Regions from separate parts of the Mus musculus genome. Here region 2 is linked to region 1. A link is a loop called in an ENCODE intact Hi-C map of the cell type or tissue named here. Cell type or tissue: left cerebral cortex. All regions are shown on one strand. Each heading gives the region's core, and the rest is flanking DNA. Links, peaks and the distances in the headings are about the cores only. Region 1 holds the start of Kcnk1 (potassium channel, subfamily K, member 1). Region 2 holds the start of Gm46072 (a long non-coding RNA gene).

What was found. Peaks named below come from ENCODE experiments on the same cell type or tissue, not always from the same donor. Only the 100,000 strongest peaks of a DNase experiment are listed, where the experiment ranks them.
Region 2: it touches region 1 in a loop (2.1-fold over the local background); 1 of 42 quality-filtered maps calls a loop at or near these places.

Annotation. Positions count from the first base shown.
Region 1 is chr8:125,993,789-125,999,166 of GRCm38, reverse strand. Kcnk1 (potassium channel, subfamily K, member 1) reads right to left here and starts at 4,065. Exons shown (of 3, transcript NM_008430.2): 1 at 3,353-4,065. The coding sequence starts at 3,707. In left cerebral cortex, for the core only: a CTCF peak has its summit at 3,256; DNase peaks (open chromatin) are centred at 1,860, 2,676, 3,291, 3,757 and 1 more place; H3K4me3 peaks cover 4,246 bases; H3K27ac peaks cover 4,120 bases.
Region 2 is chr8:126,072,621-126,077,998 of GRCm38, reverse strand. Gm46072 (a long non-coding RNA gene) reads right to left here and starts at 5,079. Exons shown (of 3, transcript XR_001778764.1): 1 at 4,975-5,079. In left cerebral cortex, for the core only: CTCF peaks have their summits at 2,190 and 2,398 (motif pointing left); DNase peaks (open chromatin) are centred at 2,393 and 4,613; H3K27ac peaks cover 755 bases.

The DNA of each region.
Region 1 (5,378 bases), core at 178-5,177:
GGGAGAGAGGGAGGAAGGGAGGGAGGGAGAGAAAGAGGAAAGGAGAGAGGGAGAGAAGGGAGAGAGAAGGGAAGAGAGGGAGGGAGGGAGGGGAGGGAGAGAGGGAGGGAAGGAAGAGAGAAGGGAAGAGAGGGAGGGAGAGGAAAGGGAGGAAGGGAGAGGAGGAGAGAGAGGGTGAGAGAGGGAGGGAGGAAGGGGGAGAGGAAAGAGAGAGGGAGAGGGAGAGAGGGAGTGAATTGAGAGAGGGAGGAAGGGAAAGAGGGAGCTAAGAATGAATAACAGGGCTCAAAGTTTTACCCAGCTATTGATGATACTAGCATGATGATCTCTCGTTCCCCAAGAAGCCAGCTGTGATTTCCTTGTGTAGAAGGTGCACAGGTGCCATGCTCTCCTCTTTCCCTTACATGCCCCATTCCCTCGGAAAAGCCTGGCTCGGGAACCCTTTCCTCAGTTCTAACATGATTTTGAGATGCTGTCCTTAAGTTTCACTCGAATCAAGGTCGATGACATTCAGGGCTGCTCCTCCACATTCGTGGGAAGGGCAGATGTGGGAAGGCTGTGGCTCTGTTCTCCTCCCTCTTGTCTCAGAATAGACCTCCTCTAAGGGACCCTCACTGAAAGTAGGCAAGAGAGCCCACTTTATACACAGAAGGTAGAAATGTCCATGCGTATTGCCGGAGGCTGCTGTGCCACTTCTGTGAACAGCAAATACGTGGAGATGCCTCTCCTTGTGTGGTGTCTCAGCCAAGAAACTTGCAGTGGGGAGAGGCAACCATCTTGTCTCCTCTACCCAGGAAGATTAAAAACAGATCCTCCCATCTAAGTACTAACTAAGTTTCACCCTGCTTAGCTTCAGAGAATAGATACATCCAGAGCATGGCTGTAGACCAGTGAAGAATTTTGTTATCCTTAGGCCTCTTCTAAAAGGGCTGGGGACATTCCACCCATTTCCTTCCATCGATGGAAGCTGGTGGCATGGGGGCCAGCAGACACTGACAAAAGCCCTTGTTAGCCTATGCTAAAATGGCAGCCAGCAAGGGTGTCTTTATGGGGTTTGCTGTGGTTTGAGTTTAGTAGGGAGTGGGAAACAAGGTCTTACTACCTCAAAATCACAGCAATCCACCTGCCTCAGCTTCCCCAGTACCCAAGGCCAGCAGAAATGTACCCTTGTGAAGCCTGCCCTACTGTTCCAGCCAAACAGGAAAGGGCCAAACTAGCTGACAGTCACAGTCAACTGACGGAAAGTTTACTGTGAGGGGAGGAGGGATGCAGGCCATCTGAGGTCTTCTCTTGCAGTGAACAGTTTCTTAAGTGGTGAAACCCACCAGCTCCAATCTTAGCACCATCTGCATCTCTGCCACAAAACCATTTTGGAAACCAGAGGTGCTATCAAATGTGTCCGATGATGGCATCAGCTCAAAACTGAGAGAGGAGGGGCTTTGACTCACAGCACTCTGTTCACTACACCCACCGTCTCACCGATCAGCTGGTTTTATACACGGAGAGTCTCCTCCTTTGTCTGGCTTATCCCTAAGTGCCCCTTGCTCTCCTTTCTTAAATAAACCCTTGTTCCAATACCACAGTACAGACTTTCTTCCTCAGAAGGACAATGCAATAGGAATACCAACACGACACCCCACTCCTCCCCTCATACATCAGACACCCCACTCCCCTCTCGAGGATATTTCAGGAGTTGTGGTGATTCCTAACATTAGGGGCTGAGCTCACATTAAACAAAGATTCCCCAGAAGAAATGGGATCTGAACTAGCTTTTGATGCATAGGATACCAGGATTATACAAGAACTTCAGCACTGCCCACAAACGCCACCTAGGAAAAGCATGCTTTCTCTCCTGGCTCTTCCTATCCCTGCCCTGTCTGCCAGGCCCGCAGGGTAAGGGCAGTCTTCATTCTCAAACTGCTCAGCCAACGTTGTGAGCCAGTTGTGAACTTTATGTAAACATTCATGTCTATGGTGGAGGAGGGATTTACACTCTGACACAAATAGGATCCAAAAAGACCTGACTGGCCTGGGTGATGTTGAGATAAAGCCGGGACTGTGAGCAGCAGGGGGGGGAGGAGACTTTTCTTTGGAAAGTGAGCCAACAGGTTTGTCTTGTTTCGGCATCCATTTAACACAGTTTTTTTTTTTTTAAAAAATACCGCAACACAGCCTAGAACTCTTTCTGTGTCGATTACAAGTTCAGGAACTCACCCCAGATTTCCAAACAATAAATTTACCTGATCTGGCTGGAGGTTGGGTGTTTACAATAGTGGGTAATTAATAAAATAATTTACCCGGCCGCAGCCCAAAGGAAGTTGAGAAGGGTCAGCCTGAGAGGCAGAGAGGAGGGAGAAGGAACGGCTGGAGTAACCCAGGTGCAGTTGAGTCACTTGCAAAGGTGGGGCAGGGGCATAACACACTGTTCCTGGCAAGAACTCACAAGGCTCGGATTCCAGAGTGTCCCTGGGCACTGTGTGACCTTGTGCCTGCCAAAAGGGGCCATTTCAAAAATTGGATCTCATGCATAAGAAGAAGGCACGGTACTGAGGCCCTTTGAGAGTCCCTCTGGCTGTCCGTGCACCGTTTATGTCCTTCCTAGCCTGCACGCATGGCTAGCCACCACTGACGAAACCTGGCCTCTCTCCATCTAGTCTAACTGCTATGCCCCTGGGCATGTATGTTCAGCTGGATTTCTAAGCCTCTTGAAGACGTTGAAGCCTCAAAGTAGAAGAGAAGCTCAACGCACCTAAAGTTGAAGTAACCGCTGATTCAGGAAGCCCCACCATGTGGGGCCCAGGTCAAGTGACTCCCTTCCCTTCTCCCACCCTTCCTCCTACTCTGAAACCCCCATAGGCCTGCCTGCTTAGAGGTCACCTGCAGAGAGCAGAGTGATGTCACCACTGTCCCCAAAACAGATCCAAAGAAGCTGTAATAGGTCTACAGTAGGGAAGGGAGTCACAGTCATGAAGGTGACCCATCCAAGGGTCATTGCTAGGTTTCTCGGCCTGGGGTCTCTGGGATGGGGCCAGAAGGAGGCGAACGCTCTTAAGCACAGGATACTCTCCTCATCTCCTGGTCTTGCTGCTCAGTTGCCAGGACAGAAATGTCGGGGACCTACCCTCCCATCAGCTCCTACCTGCTCCTCACAAGGACGGAGAAGTGAATGAGACCCCTGCAGCCTCAAGGTCCAGAGTGTTTGAGACCATTCCCAAAGAGTAACAGCTGCAGTACCCATATCGTGCTCCGGGGTCACCTCACTGGCTGCCGCCACTGCGAGCCACCGCAGGATGCGCCCAGCGGAGGCCTGGGGACGCCGGGGTTTGGGGTAAGGTGGCAGCAGCGGCCCTACCTGTGGTGGAGAGCACGGTGCTGGCGAAGAAGAGCGCCGAGGTGAAGTCCCAATTCCAATTTCCCGAGGCGTTGCTGAGCACCGACACTCCATAATTGCTGGCCTCCAGCACGCGGCCCAGGAACTGCTCCAGCTGCGGCTCCGACAGGCACTCGTGCTCCTCCAGGAAGCGCCGCTTCAGCTTGCGCAGCTCCTGGCGCAGCAGGTCCTCATAAGGCAGCTCCACGGACGAGAAGACCACGGCGCCGAACACCAGGTAGAGCAGGTAGCCCAGCACCAGGAAGCCGAAGCACCAGGCCGAACGGTGCCGCTCCACCAGGCGCACGCACGAGCTGCCGGCCAGGGACTGCAGCATCTTCCCGGCGCCCGCGCTCCGCGCCTCCCGCCGCCGCTCCCTTTCCTGGTTTCGTGCAAATACAAGAGGCCAGATGATGTGGCGGTGACGTGGTGGCCGGCTCAGGTAGCGGGAGTTGGTCGGGCGGAGCGCTCTCACCCACTTGGCGGGAGCTGCTGGCTGCCCGCGCCCCCTACCTGGCTTCCGAAACCGGAAAGTGCAGGTTTGGTGGCGCCAGACCCTGGCCAGGCCACCCGGAGGCTGCCTGGCTCCCTCTTCCCTTCCCCAGTGCAGTCAGCAGGCCTGAGCTGAGAGAGAGAGAGAGAGAGAGAGAGAGAGAGAGAGTGTGCGCGCGCGCGCGCGCGCCACCGTAACCCCCGTCCTAGCTACTTTTGTCCCCCCAGGCATTCCTCCTGATTAAAGCTACTATAGCCAAATACCAAGGGTACAGATAGATCCTGTCTTCCTCTGTCTTGTTGACTGGACAGCTAAGCCATTTGCTGCCCAGACTATTGAAAATACAATGAACCTCTTTCTAAAAAGCTACTTGAATCCTCTCCTGACCCCATCCTCCACCTGGAACAGGAAAACACAGCTTCTGGATTTTAGCCTAAACAATACCCCAAACTTTAAGGACTTCGTGGTCAGGAGACAGAAATGGAAATGTGCGCTAGGGCACGGAGGAACTGATGGTGGATGAGGTTGGGTTCTACATTTCTGCATAGACATGTGCAGCCGTGTGCTTCTAGAGTCTAGCTGTGTGCTTCTAGGGGTGGGGGTGGAGGACCTGACTCTGTGACACTTCCTAGAGAAGGATGACAGTCACATACATAAGACTCAGCATAGCTGTATCCTGTCTTATATATCGTGCCATACATCATACCTATTGTCTTAGGTTTTTATTGCTGTGAAGAGACGCCATGACCACAGCCGTTCTCATAAAGGAAAATATTTACCTGGGTCTGGTTTACGGTTTTAGAGGTTTAGTCTATAATTATCATGACTGGGAACATGGTGGCACACAGGCAGACATGATACTGGAGAAAGAGCGGAGTGTTCTACATCTGGATTGGCAAACAGGAGAGAGAGAGAGAGAGAGAGAGAGAGAGAGAGAAAGAATAAAACTGGGTCAGCGTGAGCATTTAAAACCTCAAAGCTCAATCCCCTGCGACACACTTCCTCCAACAAGGCTACACCTCCTAATAGCGCCACTCCCTATGAGCCTGTGGGGGCCATTTTCATTCAAACCACCACTCCACACACAGAGGTGTATTTTTGTCATTACATGCACATGGAGTCAAGAGTCAGGGACATTCTAAAGGCTCCTAACTAGGGGAATGGGAGCAGGAAAGATGACGTAGTGGTAAAGTACTTGGGTACCCAGACTTGTGGTCAGACACTCAGGACTCGAATTAAAAAAAAAAATGTTGAAGCATCATCATCATCATCATAGCATTATCATTATTATCAATGTCTCCAATGAACTCCGGGAATGGACTCCGGTTGCCGGGACCGTGGTTAGCACCTGGACTGCTGAACCGTTCCCCAGCCAAGATGACATCTGATCTTTAAAGATGAATTTGAAGACTATGCAGACGTAAGCACAGCTGTCTGGAATCTCAAATATGCGAACCGTTTATGCTGTACCCTGTAACAGAACTGTGTCTGCAAAGCAGGCTAACATGTAGAAGT
Region 2 (5,378 bases), core at 75-5,074, 79 kb before region 1:
CTGTGTGGAGTCACACATCTACAGGATAAATTTGGGGTCACAAGTTTTGTGGGTGGGTTGGTATCCCTATCACTCCAGGGAATTCCTGCCTGGCTACAGGAGTGCCCTCTTCAGGTTCCATATCCCCCTGCCGTGGGTCTCAGCTAAGGTCATCCCCCATTGATTCTTGGGAGCCTCCTCTATCCTGGGTCTCTGGCATGTCCTCAAGATGCACACATCCTCCTTCCCCATCCCCACCAGCTGCAGATTTCCGTTCATTCTCGTGGCCATCTGACCATCTCTTCTGTCTCTCCCCACACCTGATCCTGAACCCCATTCTGCTCTCTATCCCCTCTCCCACCCAGTTCTGTCCCTGCATATGCCATGACTATTTTATTCCCCACTTCTAAGTGAGATTCAACCATCTTTGCTTGGGCCTTCTTTCTTGGTTAGCTTATTTGGATCTGTGGAGTATAGAGTATGTATCCTGTACTTTATGGCTAATATCCACTTACAAGACATACCATGCACGTCTTTTGGGGTCTGGGTTACCTCACTCAGGATGATATTCTCAAGCTCCATCTACTTGTCTGTAAAAGAAACTACCACATTGATATCCAAAGCGGTTGTACAAGTTTGCACTCCCACCAGCAATGGAAGAGTGCTCCTGTTGTTCCACATCTTCACCAGCATGTACTGTCCCTTGAGTTTTTGATTTGCACCGTTCTGATGGGTGTAAAATGAATCTCAGAATTGTTTTGATTTGCATCTCCCTGATGGCCAAGGACCTTGGACGTGTCTTTACATGTCGCTTGGCCACTCAAGATTCCTCTGTTGAGAGTTCTGTTTAGCTCTATACCTCTTTTTTCAGTTGGGTTATTTGGATTTTTGGGTGTCTAACTTCTTGAGTTCTTTATAAACTTTAGGTATTAGGCCATTCTCAATATGTTAATCCTACTGATCTATGAGCATGAGAGATCTTTCCATCTTCTCATATCTTCTTCAATTTCTTTCTTCAGCAACCTGAAGTTCTTGTCATGTACGTCTTTCACTCACTTGTCAGAGTTACAGCAAGATGTTTTATATTATTCAGGACTATTGTAAATGGTGTTGTCCCCCTAATTTCTTTCCCGGACCACTTATCATTTGTATAAGGGAGGGCTACAGGAAGGCTACTGATTTTTTTTTTAAGTTAATCCAGCCATTTTGCAGAAGTATTTATCAGGTGTAGGAGTTCTCTGGTAGAATTTTTAGGGTTATTTATATATACTTTGATATCATCCACAAATACCGATACTTTGACTTCTTCCTTTCCAATTTGTATCCCCTTTATGTCTTTTAGTTGTCTTATTGTTTTAGCTAGAACTTCAAGCACTATATTGAATAGATACAATGAGAGTGGACAGCCTTTGGATGTCTTTGGTATGCTTCTGGGTTTGGTTTCCAGTATTTTATTGAGTATTTTTGCATCAGTGTTCATAAGAGAAATCGGTCTGAAATCCTCTTTCTGTGTTGAGTTTTTGTGTGGTTTAGGTATCAGGGTGACTGTGGCTTCATAGAGTGAGTTTTGCAGTGTCCTTTCTGTTTCTATTTTGTGGAATACTTTGAGGAGTGTTGGTATTAGCTAATCCTGGAAGGTCTGGTAAAATTCTGCACTAAAACCATCTGGTTCTGGATCTTTTTTGGTTGGGAGACTTTTAATGACTGCTTCTACTTCCTTAGCGGTTATAGGGCTGTTTAAATAATTTACCTGATCTTGGTTTAATTTTCATTAAGAACTTTCCAATTTTGTGGAGAACGGCTTTGGAAGTAAAACCTACTGATTCTTTGAATTTCCTCAGTGTCTGTTGTCATGCCCCCCCCCTTTATTTCTTATTTTGTTAATTTAGAAACTCTGCCTTGGGTGGGGCAGGGGTGGGGGTGGTTATAAGGAACTTTTGGGATAGCATTTGAAATGTAAATAAAGAAAATATTTAATAGAAAAAAAAGAAACTCTGCTTTTTACTTAGTTTGGTAAGGATTTGTCTATCTTGTTTATTTTCTTTACTAAAAAAGAAACAGCTCTTGGTTTCTTTGACTCTTTGTATTGTTTTCTTTGTTTCTAATTGATTGATTTCAGCCCTGATTTTATTTCCTGCCTTCTATTTCTCTTTGGTATATTTGCTTCTTTTTTTCTAGAGATTTCAGGTGTACTATTAAACTGATGGCATGAGAACTTTCATATATATATATATATATATATATATATATATATATGTATGTATATATATACATATATATATATGTACATATATACATATATACATATATATATATGAAGACATTTAATGCTATGAACTCTTTTCTCAGCAGTACTTTCATTGTGTCCCACAGCTCGAGAGAGACCTTCTCTCCTGCGGGCGCCACCTGCTGGCCTGTGTTATTACTGCGTGCGTGCACTCTTCACCTTGTCATCTGCAAACTACTCTGCCTCCGTGGTGCTCTCTGTCGATCACATTGGTGAGTGGATGCCGGGCACCAGCATGTGGTCTCACTTTGTCACAGGACAGCAACAGCCATCGAAGGCAAATGATGGATTTTCTTTGGAGCATCTCTTCGGTAAATGCTGTTTTAAAATGTGATCACTATGCGGTTTTGTTCCCCCACGCTGCCACATGCTCAGGGCTGTCTCTGGGACCGTTGGCCATCTCCAAGTCTCCAAGTGATCCTCCCTAACCTGTCCTTTGTCAGTTTTGCTTCTTACCACACCCAACTCATCCTAACCGACTACCTCCCCCTTCTTCAGCCACGCCCATCCATCCCTGCATTTTGACCCGTCATCCTTCCGTCTCTTCCTTGTGAAATGGTCCCCAGTGTTTAAAATGCTACTCCGGTGTATCTCCTGTAAGAATCTGAACCCACTCAATTCTCCTTCCTGTCACTGATTTGTAATTAATATCTCCAACCCGTGTCCTTGGCAGCTCTGATATGTTCCCTGCACATCCTGTCCTCTTAGGCTACATCAGTTCTGCTTCCTGTCTCTCTTGCTTGTCCCCAGCCTGATGTTCTTGCTGGGGATCAGGGTAGAATATGTAACTGTGATAGCATGACTTGCTTTATCAATAGGATAGGATCTGATGTTTCTAGTACAGAGTTGGGAACTGTGACAATTTTTATCACTCATAATTTTTTTAAAAAATTACAAAATGTTCAAAAGAGGTAGTTCCATTGGGGAGGGCTGAAAAAGAGTTATTACGTTTCTCAAAGTCGTTCTCTTGGGATTTGATGGTGTGAGCAACTTGGTATACGAGTTTCTTTAACTTCTATGTACTTGATGATGGAACTGATACATTTTGGTGTGTGTGTGTGTGTGTGGGTGTGTGTGTGTGTGTGTGTGTGTGTGTGTGTGTGTGTGTGTGTTTTGTTTTTAAAGTAGGAAATGAAATAAAATTGATTTTATGTACAAGTAGAAAAGTCTTGGTAAGAACCAAGAATTCTTTTCTTTCTGGAGGATGGATGCTATGCTCAACCACCTGGGAAGGTAAACCCAGTTACAAAATATGACAGAGCTGTTCCTCAGGGAGGGGTGCCTACTGAGGTCACTGGGGAGCAAGCACTGAGATTGACAGATAGGGACTCTGAAGAACACGGTGTGTGGGAGAGGACCCAGGAGACCTCAATCTACTGTAAATCAAGGAGACTAGCAAAAGTGATTCATTTTCCCTATGCCAGCCTGTAGAAAGGTATGCCAACACAGAACAAATGTGAAATGGCTGGCTTGTCTTTTCTGCAACAGTTTTTAAAGCTTTGTGTTGCAAGAAACCTCTGCTTCATTTCCTCAGGTGAACAGGCTGGTTCACCTGAGAAGTACACTCTTTAGACTCCTCTAGCATAACCCAATATATCACACACATGCACATGCATGTACACACACACACACTTCTACATGCTATTTGTTCAGGATACAAAGTCTTGTCCTATTCATGAACCTTCTGGGGCTTAAGACCATTCCATCTTCTGACATGGCTCGGTTGTTTAATTGCCTGAGGCTTCCAACTCTCAAAGTTATGAGACAAGCAAACACCAGACACCAGCTAGGGAAGGGAGGGCCTAAGGACTCCTCCTTATCTGGACTCTTTGATAAGCTTTAGAAAGTACACCTCATACCGAAATGGACCCCTACAACCTATTTCTTACAGCTTGGAGTCCTGGAGTGGAGACTGTGGGACCTGGGCTCAGACCCTTCCCACTCTTTTGAGAGAAGGAATAGTGTAACCAGCGGACATCCATGGTGCTTATTAAAGTTGGATTTGAGGTCCCTGATGCTTCGGTTCTGACCCAATGGCCAGGAAGCCATGTCCTGCTAATCCTCTGGACAACTCCAGCAGGAATGGCCACAGGCTCCTCTTAGGTGGCAATAAGCTGGGAGATGACTTCCCGTCCTGGGTAAATCTACCTTGAGGCAAATCTACCTCACTTTTGGCACAAGTGTCTCATCCTTAATGGAGGCTCAGGTGACCTCTAAAATTGTTGGGGGTTGGCTGTCTGCCTTTTTTTTTCAACCTCTTCTAACTGCCCAGTCCGGCTGTGCTTGCTGCTGCTGGATTTCTGCCTGGATGCTGCTTTCAGTGCTGTGAATAGGGGCATTGTCTCAGCCTGGAAGTGGATACATGAAACTTTGTTCCCAGCTCTGGGGTCCCCAGAACAAAGAGCAGCTGTGAGAATTCCTCTGATCGATGCTCCTCAGCGCCAAAGAGAGCAAGCCTGCCCCTCTGCAGCTTAGACACCTCTTGGAAAGCTAGCTGGTGACAACACTGTCACTTAAGCCCAAATGACCGAGGCCCAAATGACCCAACGTCTAAATCTGAACATCACTTGATTCTTTCTAGCCTTTCTTCTTTACGGCAAAACTCATTTGTTCCGGCTCTTCTACAATTCCCGAAGGAGTCGGTGCTGCACAGCTAAAGAGATAAATTTCATGAGAGATTTATAACATCAGAATTATCAAGGCTTTACCTTATAATAATCGGTTCTTCTAAGTCAGGATTCCTTTTCTTTGGCCAGAGCGTGTGGTTTGGAAGTTAAGCAATGAATGAGTTCCCTGAGAGTTCAGTTAGCCTTATGAAATGCAGATGAATAGCTGAGGCACAGCTAGCATGCCAAGGGCACTGGGTGCGTTAACGAGCATCCACACACAGAAGCACATTTGCCTTAGTATTTTATTGCAACAAAATAAATTTGCAGAAGGTCGGTAGGTCACATGCATTGGTTAATATCACTACTGACTTACATATTAATAGAAAATCCATTGCAGTATAAAATGAGAGTTATTTTTAAAAGCATCTAAATCCATATCATATAAATTCAGAATAGCAGAGTGTTAATTAAGTTCAGTCTCTGAATGCTGGGACTACATCTTA